Regions from separate parts of the Homo sapiens genome. Here region 1 is linked to region 2. Evidence: chromatin contacts called from ENCODE POLR2A ChIA-PET data. All regions are on one chromosome and are shown on one strand. The core of a region is the stretch at or near the end of the contact, and the rest is flanking DNA. Distances in the headings are between cores, read along the strand shown. Region 1 overlaps AGAP1 (ArfGAP with GTPase domain, ankyrin repeat and PH domain 1). Region 2 holds the start of SH3BP4 (SH3 domain binding protein 4).

Evidence for each region. ChIA-PET counts read pairs that join two places held with the same protein, here RNA polymerase II (POLR2A).
Region 1: POLR2A ChIA-PET joins it to region 2 with 15 read pairs in PC-9. The contact joins the enhancer-like site here to the promoter of SH3BP4 in region 2. POLR2A ChIA-PET finds 5 or more read pairs at or near these places in 2 of 52 experiments (Caco-2 and PC-9).

Annotation. Positions count from the first base shown.
Region 1 is chr2:235,683,621-235,686,712 of GRCh38, reverse strand. The region is part of intron 1 of AGAP1 (ArfGAP with GTPase domain, ankyrin repeat and PH domain 1); the gene reads right to left. Among named protein-coding and RNA genes, the nearest start is that of TNRC17, 170 kb to the right of the region's middle. Within about 2 kb of position 1,477, at least 2 of the 41 ENCODE cell types and tissues checked have a DNase peak (open chromatin) inside an H3K27ac peak, as active enhancers do.
Region 2 is chr2:234,950,242-234,953,434 of GRCh38, reverse strand. It overlaps SH3BP4 (SH3 domain binding protein 4), which reads right to left and starts at 1,418. Exons shown (of 6, transcript NM_014521.3): 1 at 1,265-1,418. It overlaps LOC105373938 (a long non-coding RNA gene), which reads right to left. Exons shown (of 7, transcript XR_007088132.1): 6 at 2,084-2,837; 7 at 1,636-1,996. RefSeq lists an enhancer at 316-965.

The DNA of each region.
Region 1 (3,092 bases), core at 228-2,727, 730 kb before region 2:
TCCATCCTGGGCTTCAGAGCAAGACTCTGTCTAAAAAAAAAAAAAAATATATATATATATATATATCTATATATATATATATATATATATATCTATATCTCCACGTATATATATACACACACACGTGTGTGTGTGTGTGTGTGTGTGTGTGTGTGTATATATATATCTCCTTCCTGGGAACCAGAATTCGGACGTCAAATTTCAATCTGTCAGCAGTGTACGCTCACACTCATACCTAGGTTTGGCTACAAGTGCATGATTTTAATCCCCACAATATAATACAGGTGATGTTAGAGTTTTTATTCTGGGAGACAAAGAATTCCAATATAGAAGCTCTGCCTTCCCAAACCAGGAACAAAGATAATCTCCTGAACAAATTCTATCACTAAAGCACATCCACCATGGCAAAGTGTTCATTCCTATCGCCCATCTGACCATCTATTCACCTTGGCCAGCACCTCTTCCCTCCCAGCGGGTGCCCCGTACAGCAGGAGGCTTAGTCTATGGTCAGCTACCACTTGGGGGGACTTCAGCTTTACTGGATGAGATACATCTTTAAAATTCCTAAAAAGACCTGTGGAAAACAAAAATCTTAGGCCCCCAAAATCACTAAGCTAAAGGGAAAATTCAAGCTGGAAAATGCTCAGGACAAACCTGCCTCCCACTCTATTCAAAGTCATCGCCCTGCTCACTAAGTGCATATCTGATTGCCTCCTTTGGAAAGGCTCATCAGAAACTCAAAAGAATGTCAGAAGCCCCCTCCCCACTTTGAGTGGTCCTGCCTTTCTGGACCTAACCAATGTTTATTTTACATGTATTGATTGGTGTCTCATGTCTCCCTAAAACGTACCAAGCTGTGCTCAGGCCACCTCGGGCACATGTTGTTAGATCTCCTGAGGCTGTGTTAATGAGCGCACATCCTCAACCTTGGCAAAGTAAACTTTCAAGATTAACTGAGACCCGTCTCAAATTTTCGGGGTTCACAGAGCTCTGGAGCCAAATATTTCTGTTTTGATTTTTACAGTAAAAAAAATCGAAAGGTGCTAACAATATGGCATGACTAGTCATTTTTCATTGTGTTTTGAAAACAAAACCACCCATGGGCCTTCGGCTGTCCAGACAGACGCACCCTGTATACGCGTGGAGCAGTGAGGGGCCTCTGGTCTTCATAGCATTTGTTCTCTACTGGTCAGGTCCCAGGGGAGCATTACAGCCTCTGCTGGCAGCCACTGAAAACCAGAAAGCAAGCAGAAAAGGATATCGAGGTGATGAGAGGCCGTGGGACTAACAGCTGAAGGTGTTTCAGGCATCAGAGAGGCAGCCACACAGGAGGGGGATCAGCAGGGCTCAGTGTGACCCAGAGAGATGAGAACTGAGCCCTGAGAGCCCCTGGAAGGAGGCCTGCACTGCCAAGAGTCTGCTGCATGAACCCAGGAAGGGAGGAACCCACACACCAGGGCACACAGGCAGCTGCCAGGTCAGGGAGGCGGCTTGTGGCTTCCTCTCAGGAACTCTTCTGTCCTCATCAGGGTAATAAAGAAAGGTCCCCTCACAAGGCGTGAGTCCCCAGCAACAGGCAAAGAAGAACCCTCTGGGCACCAGGATTCTGCAACCAGCCCACTCAACCTCGGCCCACCCAGCAAAGCCCTCAGAACCTGCACACCCCTGACTCTCACAACCCCTGGGGCCTCTGGGGGTCCTGCCACAGGGAACCAACCAGCCACACCTGGAGCACAGGGTCTCCAAGAACAAGGGCTTCACAATGGCCATGGTGACTTGTATGCCACAGTCATCCCAGATTGGACAGGGCATGACCGTAAGCAGTACAGCATGATCCAAAATAGGCCCTGGTGTTCCTAATGCCAGATAGTCTCTCCTGTTGGTCACAATTCCTAATCTCTGAAAGTGCCTCTAAGATTGACGAGTGATACCAACAAGTTATTCATCTGACGCAGCTCTAAAAACTCAAGCAGCCATGGATGGTAAACAGTAGCTTCCCTCATACAAGAAAGGGGCTGCACCTTGCTTTTTTGCAGCAGCTTCCCATCTATAGTTCAGAAAAGAGGTAAGTGTGTATGGATCCACACTCCAAGAAATCACTAAGACTCACTCATTTCTAAGACACTGCTCTGCACCTGATGAATGAGTGCAGAAGTTGCTGCAAAAGTTACAGTCCAGAAGCAGCTGGCAAATCCTCAAAAGGAAGCCTCTGAGCACCCAGCGCTCCCATCATTCCATTTAGGAATTAATGTGTAAATGGGACATTCTGGGCAATGACGGTTTTTTCCAAACTGAGAATGAAGCCTAGGGCTTGCTCCTTCACCAGGCCACGATGGGCTGGGTCTCGTGATTGCCTTAAGAAAGGCTGTGGCCAGGTGCGGTGGTTCACACCTGTAATCCCAGCACTTTGGGAGGCCGAGGCGGGTGGATCATGAGGTCAGGAGATCGAGACCATCCTGGCTAACATGGTGAAACCCTGTCTCTACTAAACAAAATACAAAAAATTAGCCAGGCGTGGTGGCGGCCACCTGTAGTCTCAGCTACTTGGGAGGCTGAGGCAGGAGAATGGTGTGAACCCGGGAAGCGGAGCTTGCAGTGAGCCGAGATCGTGCGACTGCATTCCAGCCTGGGCGACAGAGCAAGACTCCATCTCAAAACAAACAAACAAACAAAAAAAGGATGAGTTCATGTCCTCTGCAGGGACGTGGATGAAGCTGGAAACCATCATTCTCAGCAAAACTATCACAAGGACAGAAAACCAAACACACCATGTGTTCTCACTCATAGGTGGGAGGTGAAAAATGAGAAGACATGGACACAGGGCGGGGAACATCACACACTGGGGCCGGGCGGGGGACGGGGGGCTTGGGAGGGATGGCATTAGGAGAATTACCTAATGTAAATGACGAGTTGATGGGTGCAGCAAGCCAACATGGCACATGTATACCTATGTAACAAACCTACATGTTGTGCACCTGTAACCCTAGAACTTAAAATATAATAAAAAAAAAAAGAGAGAGAGAGAAAGAAAAAACAAGGCCATCTCCTCAAAGGAGAGCAAGCTGGACTCCTGACCTCAGCACATACCTTTC
Region 2 (3,193 bases), core at 169-2,668:
GCAAGGAAAAAACCCAAACTTTGGAGCTCAGAGACGGTCACAAGGGTGAGAAGGGGCGGCTGCATTCAGGGATTCTCTGGTTTAGGCAAGAATGGCTCCAGTTCTAACTTAATGTTCAAATCTGCCAGGCTGTGACAAGGCTGGTAAAAAATGTGGGATTGGGGATGGTTTCCTGTTTGCTGTTTATATTTCTCTTTATCTCTAGCTTTCTGTCCTGAGCATACATTGTTTCTGTAATCAGAACAAAAGTTATGCGAACTTTATTATTATCACGGATAAATTCTATAGTTCCAATCTGCCTACTAACTTGGAAAGAATAAGCAGGAATACAATCTCGCACAGTGTTCTTTTTCAGATCTCATCGATCCATCAGGCTCCACGACCCTCTGCTCGCTGAGTCCGGCGGCTCTCCCGCGGCTCCTCCCGCGCGGCATCTCTGGGCGCCCGACACCCGGTCAGGGCCAGCTGGGCCTGTCCCCAACCCCCGTCTACACCGCAGGCCCCGGGCTAGGAGCCGCGGGACCCAGGGTTGGGGTCCCAACTGACACCCGCCCGTGCCGCGGAGCGGGCTTCTCGGTAAACATCGCTCAGAGAACAACGCGCCTCTATCCCAGCCGGTCCCCGCCCGCGGGCCGCCGGCGCTGTCACCTCGCGGCTGCTCGGTCACCCGATCGCCAAGCCAGAAACCGGAGTTTTCAATTTCATCCTCACAGGAGGGATCTCCGAAGAAGTTGAAATATGCATTGTCACCAACAAGTTTAACCGGAGACCGCGCGTCCTTCCCTCCTCCCCAGCGCCGCTCGAGGGGGGCGCCCCGACCCCTCCACGCCCTCCCGTGGCCCCCACGGCCCCCGTGAGCCGAGCGCGCCCCCCGATTTGCGCCCGAGGACGCGTCCGGTTGCCCAGGGAGGCCACCCCGCAGGGCCGCCCGCCGGGAAGTGGCCAGAGCCGGGGTTGGGGGGCGGCCCGAGCGCACGCGGAGGGCTGCGGCTCGGCGCCCGGAACCCCGGGCCGGGTCCCTGCCCACCAGCACCAGGGAGACCCGAGCGCCCGGGGGAGCGGCGAGGGGCGCGCGAGGCTTCCCCGAAGCCGCCCCACGCCCAGGCACCCGCGCAGCCCCGAACTCAGGCGGCGGTGGCACGATCGGCGCCCGCGGCACGATCTGCGCCCGCAAGGGAGTGCAAAGCCCCCGAGCACGACCCCGCGCCCCCGCCGGCCCCCAGGGCCCTGCCGCCCGAGGCGCTCCCCGCCGCCGCCTGCCTACCTGGCTCGCATGGCGTCCCCGCCGGCTCCTGAGGCTCCGCTCGTCGGCCAGCGGCTCGGCCCAGCCGGGGGCGCGCGCGGCTCCGCGGGACTCACGGCGGCGGCGGCGGCGGTAGTGGCGAGGGGCCCGGACCGCCGAGAGTGCCGGGCGCGCTGGGCCCCCGCCTCGGCGGGCGGAGGGTGGTCCCGCGCCTGGGCGGGGGCGGGGGCGGGGGCGGGGGCGGGGGCGCGGGGGGCGGGGCCAGGACCGGAGCTGAGGCCGCGGAGGGGGTGGTCCCGCGCCGGGGCGGGGCTTCGGGAGAGGGGCGGGGCGGGGCGCGGCCGTCTGAGGCTGGCGAGCGTGGGGCGGGCTGGGGGTGGTGCCGCGGCTCCGGGTCCAGGCGGGTATCCAGTCTGGGCGCCTCCTCTTCTTCCTCCGCCCGGAGCCGGCCAGGGTAGCGGGGCCTTGGCCGCCCGGCATCCTCGGGTCTGGGTCCCCGGTACCGAGCAGGTCTGGGTGCTGGCCCGCGCTCCTGTGCCCCCCCGCACCCCCATCTCCCACCCCTTCTCCGGGAACCCCTAGCGAGGACCCCTGGGGCGGTGCGGTCCCCCCGCGAGCGGGCGTGGGCGAGGGTCGCGCCGCGTTCGGAGACGCTTTACTACACCTTGGCTGAGGACAGTGGAGGGAAGGCAGGCGCGAGGCTGCGGGGGCCGGAGCGAAAGTTACAAACTAACAACAGGGAAGGCAGTCCGGCTGAAAATCATAAAAGGAGGAGAGTTTCCTGCGAAGCGGAATGCAGATTGAAGGGCTCTGGTCGGAATCGTTTACACTTTGTCTGACCTGGGCGCCTCTGGGCCCCCGGCGCGTAAAACAGGCCTGGCACGTAGTAGGCGCTCCATCAATGCCCAGTGAGTGAACGCACCACTTAACTATGTGGCCAGCAACGTCTATGGACCGACACATCTAATCCTAAAAAAAAAAAAAAATCCCAATTTTGGCTAGTCCATTTCACACGAGTAAACTAGAGCTCGGAGGGTTGGTTCGCCACAGAGGAGAAGGGTAGAACCAGAATCTGAACCGAGGCCGACTCCAGAGGCTGGGGTCTAACCACTGCGCCACTGCCTGGGGCCCTCGGGACTGCGCCCACCCCCACCCCGGGAACCCGGAGCCCAGGAGAAAGCGCGGGTCTTTGCCGGGGAAGAAGCCAACATTTGTTGCTCCTGGTCCTGAGCGAGACACACACAGTCAGTCCTCACCATTAACCCCGAGGCAGATATTGTTATTGTCCCCGTTTTTATAGGTGGCTTGAGACGTGCAGCACTATGTTATGATCGCATGGGGCGTGCCAGAGTCTGAATTCAAACCGGGTATGTTCAGACTCCCGAGCCCCTGCGGCTGCCCCTAAGGCCTGCCGCTCCTGCCGTCTGGGAGACCTTCCTTTCCCTAAGGAATCTGGTTTTCTGCCACTCCATTTGAAGTCTGTGTTGAAGTTTCAGGAGACACAGGTGGACAGAGGCACCGACCTAGGGCTCGGGAGAAGGGTGGACATTGCTGTTCCGATTTTGGTGTCATCTGTGTGTAGATCATGGAATTCCTGAAAATGGATACGAGTATCCCTAAAATACATGCCGCAGATTTTGAAAGGAGGCAGTGAGGCGAAGGGGCAGGTGGAGGAAGCAGAGAAGCCTCCGAGCAGAGGAGAGTTTCTGGGTGGCTAGGAGGTCTGATTGGTGTAGGGATGTGTCTGGAGTGTGCTTGAATCTCTGGCAAGTTATCTCGCCTCTCTGTGACTCAGTTTCCTAAATGAGTGTAAAAATGAAAGGCAGCATGTAAAGTGCTCAGCAGACTGCCTGGCACACAGTAGCTTTCAGTAAGTTTTAGCTACTATTAGTACTGCTATCCCAAATGACATCCACACTGTGTTTTTTAAAAAATGCCTATAAAAACATT